Linked DNA regions of Homo sapiens: region 2 is linked to region 1. Evidence: chromatin loops called from intact Hi-C (ENCODE). Cell type or tissue: B cell. All regions are shown on one strand.

Region 1 (8,000 bases):
CAGCTAAAGCAGTATGTAGAGGGCAATTTATAGTCATAGGTGCTCCTAATGGAGCTCATTATTAAAGGGCTAAAAAAAAATCCCTTAAGTATATAACTAAAGGTTTATGCCACTAAATTAATTAAATCAGCAGTTTAAAATATTATCAGGGTCAATAGTTTTATGGACCTGTCCAATTTTATGAGAAAAAAATGAAAAAAAGTTTTACATGAATTACATCAACATATCAAAGTATAGCTAATCCCAAATTTTAAGTCATTGTAAAAACAAAGCTAAAGTAATACTTTCAAAATGTTTGTTTTAAAGTTTTGATGAGCCTTTTGTAAGCAGATTTGACTATGTGTATTTTTTTATTTTTGATTTAACAATCAATTCAATTTTGATTTTGATTTAACATGTTTTGTCCATTTATTTTCATTTTGATGGGAGATATATTTGAGTTGATGTTTAGTGGCTTATTTTATGGTTTATATTTATCTAAGTTGTTAACAGTGTTTCATATTCTACTATCCTGACTCCTATTAGATTGAGTGATTTAGTTCACATTTTCCCTTTCTTGTTAACTTTTTATTTTGTAAGTAACCATTATTGAAACTGACATGAATCTAAACACTGTCTAAAGGTAATTTAAAGTCCTAAAGTGCAGTTTTTGGGGGGAAGATTTTTGGCAATAAGTTCTATTTTAATGGTTACTGGGGAAATATATTGTCTATTTTAGTAAGTTATGTTTTTTAATAATTTGTTAAATATTTTATTTTGTTTACTCTGAAGTCTATAATGTTAGACACACTTTTATTCTTGATATCCTCATGCTGAAGTAAATTTTTTTGCAAGTCCTTGTAGAGATTTGCCAATTTTATTACTGTTTTCAAATGACTATTCTCATCTTCAGGTTTTCTATATTATGATGTTTTCTATTTTGTTAATTGCCACTCTAATCTTTACAACTCTTTCCTTCTTGATGCTCACTTGTTGACATTTTTCTAACTTCTTGAGATGACGGTAATTAATTATCGGCCTTTCTTCTTTTCTACTACACACATTTTAATACCATACATCACCATCTACATAACCGGGTGCACCTCACCCCATCTGTCACCTCTGGTCCTGCACTAGGTCTCTGCAATCTGTGCCTGATACAAACCAGGGTGGCATTTTTGAATTAAATATAATCATGTCCTGTCCCTACTGAAACCCTCCAAGTTTTCTCCAATTCTCTTGAGCTATATAATCCAATGTCCTTCCGTTTCCTAAGAAACCTACATGATCATATGATGCCCCCTCTCCAGTGTCCCTGAAACCCCCCGCTGTGGTGGGGATGTTGCTCTCCCTTGGCTTCCTTTGGCCTGGACTGTTTTCCACTTAGTTGTCCCACGACTTCCTTTTTGTCCTTGATCTCATCTCAAGGATCCCCACCCCCTTCCATCATGGCCCCGGCTTATTTCTTAGAGAGCTGTCACAATCCGCAGCTACCCTGCTTCATTGTGTTTGTGTGTCTTTATCATTTAATTCCTTCTTAGAGAAGGTCTGCTCCCAAGGGAGGAAAACATTTTTATTTTTCTTACCTCTGTTTGTTTTACCACCTCTTATGTGGTAAGAGAAACAGAGGTAAGAAAAATAAAATGTCAGTCAGCATTTGCTGATGGGATAAATGAATGAAGCCAAGCAGTGTCTGAGGGGTCTAAGGGCCTGGTGCCCACAGACAGTGCTGTCAGTCGTCTCTTCACCCACCAGTCCCATCACGGTCTCGTCTCAGTTTTCTTCCTCTGTAATTACTGAATTGAGTGAGTTCACCTTTGAAGGGATAGCTGCTAATGACATCGCCAGATACAGAAGAACATCATGAAGTTATAGAAATATGCAGATGCAGGTATTCCTTATCATCAATGTAGGGTGCTGGGTGCTCCAGGGAGGCCTAGGAACATGGATGGGTCTGGTCCTGACCCCCAGTGCCCCAGCTTCTCACAGCACATGGTGCAGAAAAGCACCTGAGGGTCGGCAGCCGAGCGGGGAAGCAGCAGACACAGGCATGCGCCTGGGAGACTCGGCAGATACCACAGGGAGACTTGAGCCCGGCCCCCAGGGATAGCAGCAGGCACTCTGACCATCTGCATGCATATCTATCTGTATTTATTTATTTTGGGACAGAGTCTCACTCTGTCGCCAAGACTGGAGTGCAGTGGCGCGATCTCGGCTCACTAAAACCTCTGCTTCCTGGGTTCAAGCAATTCTCCTGCCTCAGGCTCCTGAGTAGCTGGGATTACAGGCGTGTGCCACCATGCCCAGCTAATTTTTCGTGTGTATTTTTAGTAGAAACAGGGTTTCATCAAGTTGGCCAGGCTGGTCTTGAACGCCTGACCTCAACTGATCTTCCCACCTCGGCCTCCCAAAGTACTAGGATTACAGGTGTGAGCCACTGCGCCCAGCTATGTGTTTATATTTATGTGCATTTCTGTATTAATTCGAAGTGACTCCCTTAGCCAAGATTCCTGCCACTCCTTTAATGTATGACTCAGGCACTTTGTCCTTGCTTCAGTGACTGTGATTTAGGTGCCTTTGATTGGAAGTTGACTGAAAGTTCTTGTTACAGGCGACAGACCAAGGCCGAGACTGAGAAAGAGACAGGAGAAGGGAGGGGAAGGGCAGAAGTCCACAGCTGGGAGCACAGGGATTCGGGTGACTTATGCTGGGGCCTATTTCTCGTTCATCCCTACAACTGGCTCAGGTCTCTGTGTTTTCCTACTGACATCATCTTCCTCATTACACATCACGCTGAATTTTTCAGTATGTCAATTCACGTCACTTATTTTAATTCCATCCAGTTGCGTGTGACAAACCTGAATATCCCATCCATTTCGTGCCCAGGTTTTTAGACTTTTGCTTCCAGGAGCATTTCCCAACCTTGCTGCTTGTGCACTGCGTGCCTTGGTCCCAGGCTGGAGCATCGTGTGAATGAATCTGTTTCCGGCAGGCATGGGGTGAGGTTTATATCAGCCTTCATTAAGCAGTAATCACAGCCTGCCGCTAGACGCACATTTCCCACACACATGGGATTGCAGGAAGCTAACATTCGCCTCTTCTGTTTTATTTTCTGCCACCCTTGCTTGAAAGTTCAATTCATGAGTAATATATTAGGTGGGAAGATAAGTAAGGTTTATCCTTTAGCTAACATTTATTACAATAATAACAAAGTACATACTATACACCTCATTGTTTATAATTGCAAAGTACTGAGGTTACCTATTTTGATGAAAAATGTCTTAAAACATTAAGATTTTAAGCATGATTACGTCCATATTACTAATATTTTAATTCTGCTACCTTAAATATCTATCATTGACACATTAAATATGCTATTGCAGGAAAGCTGATTTAAAAAAATCACAGCTTTAAATATATATTATATTATTTCACAATGGCTAAAATTCCTTTTATATGTTGAGGTTGCTTTTCATTACTCATGAGTCAAAAGAGCTTTATAATCCTCTTATTGACGGTATCTTTAACTTTTTTAAATGAAAATTTTAGCTGAAGGTGAATATATTTTGCTTAAAAAGTTAACATGGACAATAATACCTCATGTCCCCAATTGATTTGGCCTTGGCATATGACATTTGCTATCTCTTCAGTAAACATATTTGTATAATATCGAGCATATTATGCAATACATATAAGTGTATTTAGCAATTAAGCCAAATAAAATTATGCTTGTTTTAACAGTTCATACCAGTTTTCACATCTAGCTTTGTTGGATATTTTTTACAGTTACGGTTACTTTTAGGGCTGGAGTGAGGTCTGGCTGGTGTACGAATGATCCGTCTTGTTAAAATGAAGAAGCACGAATTACTCAGTGAGGCGTGGCCAACTGTGTTTTTAGAGAAAGTCCCCCGGCGCTCAGGGCTTTGTGTTTTCTGGAATGCGAGGTGACAAGCCCGGTCCCAGGTGGCCCCGGACGCCGCTGGCTGCCACTTTCCCCGCCGTCCCCAGCTGTTGGAGCCGAGGCGGAGGGATGGCGCCGTCCGTCCCAGGAGGGAAACGGTGGCCCCCAAGGCCGGGACGCAGGTGGCGCTGCAGTCGGAACTGGGATGTGGACCCCCGGCCCGGGACGCGGTTAAAAGGTCCAGCAACCCCACAGGCCCGTGGGGTCTGCGCTGCTCCAGGCGCCCGGATTCACCGTCCAGCCGGGGCCCTGACCCCGGGTCCGTCCACGCGGCTGCGATGCTCGGTCATCCTGGCTCCGGCCCACCCCGGGGAGACAGGCCCCTCACCGGCCCCTCTGAGGAGCAGGGCCAACACGCCGCGGGCTCTGCCGGCCCCGCAGGCCTCGGGTTCCATCGCAGCAGCGTGGCCTGATGACTCCATTTTGTCGCTGCGGAGGAGCCGCACCGAGTCCACAGCGCCAGTGCGGGGGAGCCGCGCCGGGGAAGAGGGAGGAGGCGCGTCCACAGCAGCCTCGTGTCTCCACATGGGACGTTTCCTCGGCGGGGACCCGGCGCGCCCAGGGGCTCAGGCTCGCTCAGGCCTACGGAGGCGGGTGTATCCGCGTCCGGCCCGACTTGTGAGGAAACAGCACACGTGAAGCGAGCGGAGTCGGCGCAGCCTGGAACAGGGTGAATCCGCAGAGTCCTCGGCCGCGCATGGCGGCTCTGTCAGCTCCAGGGACACAGGGACCGTCCCCGGGCCCATCAGCGCAATCGGGAGGGCGTCCGTGTGCCCACAGGCCCAGCTACACCTCCACAAAGCTGGGAAAGACGAACACGGGCCACCCTCAGCCACCTGCCCGGACCGCTGCGAGGCCCACGGGAGGGAAGACGCGCCCTGGCACGCGGTGTGGTAACCGCCCTTGGACGCGGCGGCGCTTTGGGCGGGAAGAACCGCGAATTCCAGAACATTTGGGATCATTTGTTAAAAGAAAAATCCTCGGGCGCCACCTAGCGCTGACATGCTGCCTAACTCTTCTCAGCCCTCATTTTAGAGAACGGAAAATGAAGCCCAAGTTATTGACTATAAAATGGGAAAAAACTAAAACATTGCAATATGCAGATTGCATCACACATATTATCTTAGCAGGTTTTCTTGCACTTGCCTTGCAGATAAATAGGACATATCTAGGTGGTGCTGTGTCCAATAAAATAACACATCTGAACTCAGGTAAGGAAGGGTTCTCTCAACAGGGAGAGGTTCCAGCCAGGAGACCCCGAAGCGTCTCCCACTCAGGAAGACATGTGCTTCTCTGATATGAGAAGGAATGACCACCGCCAGAGCGACGCCCTATGGGGGAGGATGGGCGAGATGGTCAGCGGGAGGGGTCTTAGGCTGGGGTTAGCAGACGCTTGGAGAAGCAGGCCAGGGCTTGCTACTCCCTGTACGGAGCACTGGATGGCTCCGTCACTGTGGGTGTCTCGTCCACCGTGGTCAGTTACTTGTGAGACAAGAACAGGGAATTTGGAAGGTCTGAGCTTGGCCTGCCCGGGTAGAAAGAGGACCCCTGGGTCTCCTCTACGACCTGCGAGGAAGGTGATCTTCGCAGGGAACCATTTCTGGAACGTGGAGGGTGGAGCTTCTTGACCATCCTTTTGCAGGGCCTCGAAACTCAAGTGAAGTTCGGTGTCAGTAGAAACTCTGTGTTGCTTCTACGCATGGCTGGACACATGTGCTTCTAGCCTTGGCCACTTGATTCCTGGTTGTATAGGTTTTATGTGTACAGTCATGCATTGCTTAACGCTGGGGGTACATTCTGAGAAATGCATTGTTAGGCAATTTTGTCATTGTGCAAACATCAAAACATCATAGGGTATATGTGAACAGAGTCTAGAAGTTACAGCCTATGACACACCTCAGCCATAAGGTGTAGCCTCGTGCTCCTAGGCTACGAACCTGTACAGCAGATGGCTGTGCTGGAACTGCAGGGAGCTGTAACACAGTGGAGAGTGTGTATCTAAACATAGCTACACGTAGAAGAGGTGCAGTAAAAATATGGTATAAAAGATAAACATGGTGCACCTGTATAGGGCACTTACCACGAAAGGAGCTTGCAGGATGGAAGTTGTTGCTCTGGGTGTTGGTGAGTGAGTGGTGAGTGTCTGTGAAGGCCTAGACTCTCAGACATTTCTGTCCACTACTGTTGACTTTATATACACTGTACACTTAGGCAACACTCAGTTCATCGCAAATATTTCTCTTTTCTCAATAATAAATTAAGCTTAGCTTAACCTTAATGAAATAACTTTTTACTTTATAAACTTTTAAGTTTTTAATCTTTTTGACTCTTTGTAATAACACTTGGCTTAAAACACAAACACATTGTACAGATGTACAAAAATATTTTCTTTCTTTATATCCTTGTTCTATAAGCTTTTTTAATTTTATTTTTACTTTTACTTTTTTTAACCTTTTTTGTTAAAATCTGAGACACAAACACACACATTAACCTAGGCCTACACAGGGTCAGGATCGTCAACATCACTATCCTAACCCTAACCCTCCACATCTTGTTCCCTGGAAGGTCCTCAGGGGCAGTAACACACATGGCGCTGTCATCTCTAATGCCTTCTTCTGGAATCCTCCCCGAAGGGTCTGCCGCAGACTGTTTGACTGTTAACCAGTTTTTTTTTTTAAGTAGAAGGGGTACATTCTAAAATAATGCTAAAAATATAGTGTAGCAGCAGTCCCCAACCTTCTTGGAACCAGGGACTGGTTTTGTGGAAGACAGTTTTTCCATGGACCAGAGTTGAGGGGAATGGTTTCTGGATAAAACAGTTCCAGCTCAGATCATCAGGCATTAGATTCTCATAAGGAGTGCACAACCTAGATCCCTCTCATGCACTTTTCACAACAGGGCTCTCACTGGATTCTCCTGTGAGAATCCAGTGCCGCTGCTGATCTGACAGGAGGCAGAGCTCAGGCAGTGACACTCACTCACATGCCATTCACCTCCTGCTGTGCCACAGTTCCTAACAGGCCACAGGCTGGTACTGGTTTACGGCCTGGGGATTGGGAACCCCTGTAGAATAATAGATACATGAAAGAGCGACACAGTCATTTATTATTAATCATACTGTACATAGTTGTGTGTGCTACACTTTTATACAACTAGCAGTGCGACAGGTTTGTTTACACCAGCGTCAGCACCCACACGTAAGGAAAGTGTTGTATTGGGACCTTAGCATGGTTACAATGGCTGCATCTGTCCTGGGCAGCAGGGATTTTCAGTATATGCAGCCCATTCTTTACCGAAATGTTATGTGGCCCATGAACACATATGCGTATGTATAGATATGACGAACTGTCAGTAGGTGTGCACAAAATTAGGAACCTCTAATCTCCAGAGAAAACAATCCCTACTTTTGCTCAAAATAAAGAAGCACAGGTTAACTAAGACATTGACTTGATGGGGAAACCCTGGTTGTTCCTCTCAGTCTGGCAGTTCTAGGGTCTTGAATTAATGAGAACATCAACTGTGTGAGTTAACATTGTGAGTACACAGTCCTCAAATGGATGCCAGGAAGAACCCAAGAGCTCTGCCCTCTCTCCAGCATCCCCCGTGACTGTCTCACCCGTGGAGACACCGGGCTTGTATCTTTAATGTCTGCTGTATTAGCTGGAATCATTCCCAAGGTGCTGATTTTGTAGAATACAAACTGTAGAATATTGGCAGTCTCACCTGCAGAGAATCAAACGAGTGAGCCGCCAAGGTGCTGTTGAGGATTGCATGTCTGCACCCACAGCCATGCTTGTGACTGCCAGGGAAGCTGGAGGCCACCAAGCCACAGAAAAACAGTGGAACGGAGCCTTTTGGATCTGCTCACAAAATATGGCAACTCTTAGAAAACAAACAAAACTGTGAGGCACAGTCACATTAACCTGCACCCGTGAGGGCATCTCAGTTCTTTGTCTTAAACGCCCCAGAGGAGATGTAAATGAGGGTAATTGACCAAATCCCAGAACTCTTGGCTGGAACTAGGTGGTTCAAAGACATTTTTGGATGAGGTTCTTAAATT
Region 2 (8,000 bases), 390 kb before region 1:
CACCAGTAAAGATAATTATCTAACCATAAATAATAGTATAAATGCATAGTTCTTCTCTTTTCTCTTAATTGGTTTAAAAATAAATTTTTTCTATATTTTAAGTCTGTAACTATAGAAATATTATATACTAGACAATAACCGTACAAAAGAGTCAGGTGGGAGCAAAGTTGTCTTGGAGTAAGGAAATGACACCAGATGGTAACCTGAATGAACAGAAACAATGGAACAGAACAAAAAATGGGAAATAAAAAAGGTTAATATAGCAAGTTCAATGAGTAAATACTTGCTCTCAATTATTCTCTGAGTTTCTCTAAAAGACATAAAATTATATACATTATTAACTATAATCATGAATTGCTGAGTGTGTATCATATATAGATTTAATATGTATAACAGTAATAGCACAAAAAAGGAGAAAAAAAACTAGAACCATATGAGAGTAATGTTTTTGTATCTTATTAAATCAAGTTCCCATAAATTAGAAATAGTTAAGACATATTGTAAGCTCTGGAACAACCATTAAGAAAATGACTCAAAAATAGAGTTAAAAAATCATAAAAGGAATCAAAATGCCATAGTACAAAATGTTCACTTAATTGAAAACAGTAAAGTGGAAACAGAGGGACAAAAACGGCATGAGATATAGAAAAAAGTAAAATGGCTGATATAAATCCAATGATATCAATAATCTATTAAATGTGAATGAATTAAACAACCAAATAAAAAGGCAGAGATTATTAGCATGGATAAAACAACAATAACAACAACAACAACAACATCCAATTATATGCTCCATAGGAGACACGCTTTAGATTCAAAGTTACCATTAGATTGACAGTAAAAGGATGGAGAAAGATGTGTCATGCAGATGGCAACCTAAGAAAGCTGGAGTGGCACTCTTTATATCAAACAACAAAAAATGTAATTAGGATTAAACAGGGACATATTATAATGATAAAATGGTCAATCAACCAAAGAGATATAACAATTATAAACATAGTAATACACATATATTTATACAAGCACATAATATCGGAGACCCAAATACATGAATCAAAAACTGACAATCTAGAAGGAAGACATAGACAATTTAACAAAAATAGCTCGATGTGTCAATAACCCACTTTTAATAATGAAGAGAACAATTAGTCATAAGATTATCAAGGATATGGAACAACTAAACAACCATGTAAACCAACTAGACCCAATGGACTCCTGGAGAACACTTTACCCAATAACACAGAACACACATTCTTCTCCAGCACACATGGAACATTGTACAGGACAAAAGTCTATATTTGAGGCCATAAAAGAAGCCTTAACCCATTTAAAAGGACTGAAATTATACAAAATGTTTTCTTTGACCCCAATGGAATGAAATTTGAAATCAAGGACAAGATAAATTTGGGAAATTTATAAATATGTGGACATTAAGCAACACACTCTTAAATAACAAATGGCTCAAAGAAGAAATCACATGAGAAATTAGATAATATTTTGAGATTAAGGAAAATGAAGACACAACATACCCACACTTATGGAAGGCAGCCAGGGCAATGCTCAGAGGGAATATGTAGCTGTAAATGTGTCTATTAAAAAAAAAACAGACCTCGAGTCGGTAACCTGAACTACCTATCAACATGGACGAAGAAGAGTTTAACTAAACTTTAAGCAACAGCCTTGCTTGGACCTTTCCCCTTCTTTCCCTTAGTACCTTAAGTTTCTTCCCCGGAAGAACATTTGCTCAGTATATCACATGCACTTGAACTGGTATCAGGCTCCGCTTCTAGTGAACCATATCTGACAACCACACACTAGCTGTGTGATCTTAGGTAAGACACTAATGTCTCTGTATATTGAAAATAATGTGTGTTTTGCCTACCTTGTATAGTGCCCTAAAAACAGTGGCTTGTTATTCAGAAGAATGTTACAGTGAGGTGGGCTTTACCACCCAAGCACCTGTGAAACCAAGAACAAGTAACTTTCCTGAACCTTTCTTTTTTCCCTATTGAGGGATGTGCAGACAAGACAGACTACAGGGAACTCTGTCTTTCGAATAACATGCTGCCTGGATGTGGGAGCAGACGCTTCCCAATCTGCCCCTCTCTGGCTGCCTCCTACTGGAGAATTCTCCTGGCTTAGCTATTTTACGGATAAAATGAGAGCGATGACAACCACCTTCCATGGCTATGAAAATGATTCCATAATAGCATGTGTACAAGTTTTGTAAAAAAAAAAAATGGCCTGGAGCGGTGGCTCACGCCTTTAATCCCAGCACTTTGGGAGGCCGAGGCAGGCGGATCACGAGGTCAGGAGATCGAGACTATCCTGGCTGACACAGTGAAACCCCATCTCTACTAAAAATACAAAAAATTAGCCGAGCATGGTGGCGGGCGCCTGTAGTCCCAGCTACTTAGGAGGCTGAGGCAGGAGAATCACTTGAACCCAGGAGGCAGAGGTTGCAGTGAGCTGAGATTGCTCCACTGCACTCCAGCCTGGGCGACAGAGCAAGACTCTGCCTCAAAAGAAAGAAAGAAAGAAAGAAAGAAAAGAAAAAGAAAGAAAGAACGAAAGAAAGAAAAGAAAAGAAAAGAAAAAGAAAGAAAGAAAGGCAGATAGTTAAATTATTCAACAAATATTGGATAGTACTAACCGATTACGTGTGTGCCATCTATGTGCTTGAAAGGAAAACCCTGTGTGGTTACAGGTCCTGTCATTGTCCCATTTTACAGAAAAGGAAGCATTCATGGGTGTCTCGTCAGTCTCTGTGGACGTAGGTGTGAAGTTTGAGAAAGTCTCGGCCTTCCCGGTACTCACAGTGCACTTGAGGGCTGGTCCTTACTATTTGTGGCTGCTAGGACATGGTAGGGGCAAGTTCCCAGAGAAGCCAGGTCCAAAGGGGATGCTCAGCTCAGCCAGTGACCTGAGTCAGAAGTGCCCTCAGAGGTTGGTCCCTTCAGGAAGGACGTGTCTACCCTCCAGCCCCTCCGTGGTCTCAGTGGGCACCAGATCTGCTGTGATGAGAACAGCCTGAGGGAACCACTCTGGATACCCCATGCTCCCGTTCTGACTCCCTCCCTCATTAAGACAGCAGGCGGGAGTGCTCTGTTAGGATGGAGGCTCAGACAGAATCAGAGAGTGCTTCATGGAGAGCAAACAGTGCTTTCTGTTAACATTGAAAAATAGCCGACTGCTGTGACATCACTGCACACTCACAATTACACGCAGAGACTTATCTGTGGGGCTCTGAGAAGCAAAGTCAGATCATGGTTAAGAAGTTTAAAACTCATGTCTCCAATCCCTAGGAGATGCTTCTTATCTCTGTTTGAAATTGACATTTAAAAGTTAATAGTTATGTTATTTAAATGAAATTCCATAGTTAATTTCCATACTGTCATGAAGACAGGCTTTGCAATAAAAAGTTTCTGTAAATGGCAAGCCTAAATAAGCTGCAAAGATGAAGAAGATATTAAAAATAAAATTATATTTTGTGTCATTTCAAGGGCTTTTACTGTATAAATCCATATTTAATCATCAATATAAGCCCAGAGACTCATATAAGGCTATCTTTAACTGTGTTTTGCAGATGTAGAAGCTGAGGTGTGGAGAAGAAAAGCTACTTCCTAACATCACAGACTGGAAGCACCCAGGTCAGAATTGGAGCCAGAATGGTCTGACCCAGTCTTCTCTCTTACAGCTCACCACTGTCTCGTATTGTCTTTTAAAAATAATACTGGTTTGAGAGGAGAAGATTGATTATTTATGTGTAAAGTAGTCACCCCATGGCCCAGGATGGTCTTATTTTGTCAAAAATATGAACAGCAATTCCACTGTGCAGCGCACCAGTCTTGAGAATTGTTAACAAAACAATAAACTATTGAATCATCACAACTAAAAAAAAATAAAAATAAAAATAAAATAATACTGTGTATCAGTCTAAGGCCCAGCACGGTGGCTCATGCCTGTAATCCCAGCACTTTAGGAGGCCGAGGTGGGCGGATCACCTGAGGTCAGGAGTTTCAGACCAGCCTGACCAACATGGTGAAACCCCATCTCTACTAAAAATACAAAATTAGCTGGGTGTGGTGGTGCACGCCTGTAGTCCCAGCTACTCGGGAGGCTGAGGCAGGAGAATCGCTTGAAACTGGGAGGTGGAGGTTGCAGTGAGCTGAGTCCATGCCATTGCACTCCAGCCTGGGTAACAAGAGTGAAACTCCATCTCAAAAAAAAAAAGAGAAAAAAGAAAAAAAATACTATGTATCAGTCTATAAAATGCTTAAAGTCTTTCTATTTCATTTACTGGATGAAGGGACTACATTTTACTTGCTCTTGTTTTTCAGGGCTTCTAATGTGCCCTATGGCTAAAAGTCCAAAATTTTCAAAGAATTACCATGGAAACTCTCAATTTTTGGTCTCTAATATATTGAAATTTAATACAGACATCATTTCTGAGTCTCTCATCATTTTTGAAATAAATGCTCAAAGCATGCCCCCAGCCTCACAAGGAGCCAGAGGGTTGTGGGAAGAACAGGTTGTGACTTAGCACAGTTTAGCAGCATGATCTATTGAGAGAAAAAGGCCCTTCTACAAGGAGGGCCAGGGGACTGGGTGGAGGTGGGGAAAGGGGAAGAGAGGGGAGGGAGGGAAGGGAGGAGGAAGGGGAGGGAAGCCACAATCACTGATGAAAATGCACTTTCCACCAGAGGGCGATATTTTTGAAAGCTTTGATTTGGTTGCACATGGTACAAAAATGCAGTCATGATAAGCAAAACTAAAATATGTTCCTTTTATACTACAAATTTATACAGCAGTGAGTAAGAAAGATTGAATAAAGATGAAAAAAGAGTTAGAAATACTTCCTCCTAATAAGGCTGAGGGAATTTACAACTATGTCAACAGGGCAAATCTACAAAGGATAGCTTAGGAAGAAATGGACTGAAATTTGAGAAGAAAATGAGTTGAGCATACCAGGAGATTCAATTTCCAGGCCCTTGCAAAACGACAGACTGAAGATGAGCATCAGCCCTAAGAGGATCCCCGTGTAGGAGGCCTCTGTGAGTGTGCATGTCTGCCCGACAGACGCCACAATCCCAGGAGCAACATTATAAACTGAAATAACGTGAAGTTCTTCTTTACTTAAAGAATGTGGAGGGATTTGAATATCATATGTTACAAAACTGGATTTTGCCACAAATGATGATGCACTGCCCACGTAATTTCAATGCCCACTGAAGGAGAACAGTGGCTTTGCCATGAGCAGTCCATAAACTGCCAATGACAGCTGGCCAGGTGTTGGGATGTGCCTGTTATACAAATGTGCATGAGACAGAAGCAGATAAAATGGCGAATGAAAGAAATCCTACTACTAAGGAAAGAAAAGGAAAGTAAATGGGAACCATCAGATAGCTTTAGTTAGACATTCATCGAGAAAATAAAGGAAACAATTTTTCCTAAGTGCCAATGGTAACAATAAGAACGCTAGGAAACCTCTCAGTTTTCACAGGTTGCATCTTAGGTGTCTTCAGAGGATATGGCAGTTGTATGGACGTGCACAAGCTACTTACCTCAATTCCTATTTCAAATCCTCCACCAAGGCCAGCTATCCCAATGGCTGAGGGTGCAGACCATTCTAATAAAAAAACAAACGAACGTTATCCTAACATTAAAACACCCTCGACATGTAAATATAGGAAGGAAAAATGCTAAAATCTAAAGAGTGCTTCTATTGAAAATAATGAGACTTGGTATTTCCCCTGATTTTAAAGTGATCTTCAAAAAGAATATGTAATTTTTAAAAAGTTAAAAATATTTTTAAAGTATTAGATATTCATTATGAGTCTCATAGCCTCACAAGCCCATGTCCTCTAATCTTTCTCTACCAACATGCATAAGACCACCAACTACTGGTTCCCTAACCATTAGCCATACAGAGCACTTGGTAACTTCAACTGTCAATATTTTTATAGAACAACTTAGCTGTAGGTCTAGTCTTCAGCTAGAATTTTGTCACAGATTTAAGAGATCAGAAGGATTCGAGAGAGTTGATTATCTAACGGTAACATAATAATTGTTTCCATTGTAAATTTCTGAGGGCAAAAACTGTTTTAACACCTCTCGTGCTTAAGCAGAATAAATAGGCTATAAATTCAAGGTTATTAAAATTCTAACAAGATAAATCACATTTAGAAACTAAGTACAGTAATTCCATTTGCCATGATACGGCACATTTTAGGATTACTATATGCTTATTTTTCTTGATATAGAAACTCATGTTAAACAAGTCTAGAAAAATGTATTTTCAATTTGGTGGGGGGATGGTCTGGCCAAAGCACTTTTTGAAAATGGTTGCTACCATGCATGCTAGATACTAGAATATTGCTGAAATATATCCAGAACTATCCTACCCAGGCTTAGAGAAGTTTGGCTTACAGAAATTAGTGTCTGATAATTTTTCGTTCCCTATGTTAGGAACTGTCCCTGTGTTAAGATGGCTGGTCTTGGCCAGGATCCTGGGGAACATGTTGTGTCTTATTTGGACAGTTTTTAAATTACTCTCAGCAGAGTCAGCAGCTGCAGCTCAGGAAGAAGGGAGAGAAATGTAGGTTTTAAAACCAGTAGAAAGGTTTGCTGGGGCTCTGAGAGGAGCCCAGGGCTTGGTATTGACTGTCCCTACCCTTGGTCAGCAAGTCACCCCATCAATGGAGCAGTTGGGGACCTGAGACATGCAGGGACTTTCTCACAGACTCTGAGTCCCATCTGACAATGGGCTCCCTTGGAATGTGCCTCTACTTTGTTTGGTTTTACTGCTGAGAAGTCTGCTCATGGAAATTTGGATAATGCTTGAGAAAAAGAGAATTATTTTCTTCTCATTTTCAAAGCCACACATTGAGCTATGAAAACTGATCCACATAATAAGGAAGAGGTTTTTGTTGACTGCGGGGATACCTTGGTAAGAAATGGTGAATCTGCTGACTGCTATTTCAAGGCCATATATTTCACAAATGTATATATTGTATATTTATTGTCTGTAAGTGTCCCATGCTCTCTCAAAATAAAATAAAATTATGCTAAAAAACTGCTACTAATAGAAAAACGTGTTCACTGAACAGCAAATGTTAAATTGGTATAAAAAACATTTTAGTTAGTTTTGACACACCTGTGTCCATTTTAAATACTACTATAAATGTTAGTACTTGGGATTCATGGCAAATATTTTGATTTCATCTCTAAAGAATCAAGTAGTAGATTTCATCCCAGAAAGTAAAACTCGATGATACTGCTCTTGATATGATTCTGCCTTGGGGAAAACTCTTCAAATGTCACAGTTTTTATGATCTACCACAGAAACAAAGAAATTCACATATGGCCCCTTATTTTCATATCAATTTCCATAAAACAAAAGAAAGCAGCTACACCATGAAGTTGAGGAATAAGAATTCATATTAAACAAAAGAAATGCACATACTGCCATGTTTCAATATTTGCTCCACGGAAGAATTACAAAATGCATGCAAAACAAAGTTATATCTACCTGTCTTGTCTTCTCTAATATTTTGAGGACAGAGAGAGACGGAAAGGCTGGTTCCTGTGGCTTGTTCACTGACACCAAACTGCACGTTCAGTCGAGTAGCCCTTATTACATAAGTTTTAGTTGATATGCAGGAAACCTGTCCTACTCGCTATGCAATGTGTTCACATGAAAACAGACAGAACAAAGAATGAAGACTCTCTACTCCAGTGAACAGACGCCAACTTACTTCCATCTGGAAGGCGCGCCACTACAATCCCGCTGCCTCCTCTGGCAGTCACCAGGAACCCGGCTTTGATCACAGACAGAATTGCAAGGCCTTTAGCCTTCGCAATTACGTGAGCTGTTAACGTGGAAAACAATGGGAAGGTAAGCATTTTGATCTATGTGCCTGGATAGACGAGCAAGTGTTAAACAGAGTCAGTGTACACAGAGGTTATCTCTAGGAATTCGGGGCACACAGGAGCAATGA

The links. Peaks named below come from ENCODE experiments on the same cell type or tissue, not always from the same donor. Only the 100,000 strongest peaks of a DNase experiment are listed, where the experiment ranks them.
Region 2: it touches region 1 in a loop (23-fold over the local background); 42 of 110 quality-filtered maps call a loop at or near these places.

What each region holds. Positions count from the first base shown.
Region 1 is chr2:632,234-640,233 of GRCh38, forward strand. No RefSeq gene overlaps it. Among named protein-coding and RNA genes, the nearest start is that of TMEM18-DT, 41 kb to the right of the region's middle. In B cell, CTCF peaks have their summits at 4,921 (motif pointing left) and 5,123; a DNase peak (open chromatin) is centred at 4,838; H3K4me3 peaks cover 776 bases; H3K27ac peaks cover 498 bases; H3K27me3 peaks cover 1,046 bases.
Region 2 is chr2:241,974-249,973 of GRCh38, forward strand. SH3YL1 (SH3 and SYLF domain containing 1) reads right to left here. Exons shown (of 10, transcript NM_015677.4): 3 at 7,758-7,871; 4 at 5,565-5,629. Among named protein-coding and RNA genes, the nearest start is that of SH3YL1, 18 kb to the right of the region's middle. In B cell, CTCF peaks have their summits at 4,716 (motif pointing right) and 4,920; a DNase peak (open chromatin) is centred at 4,698.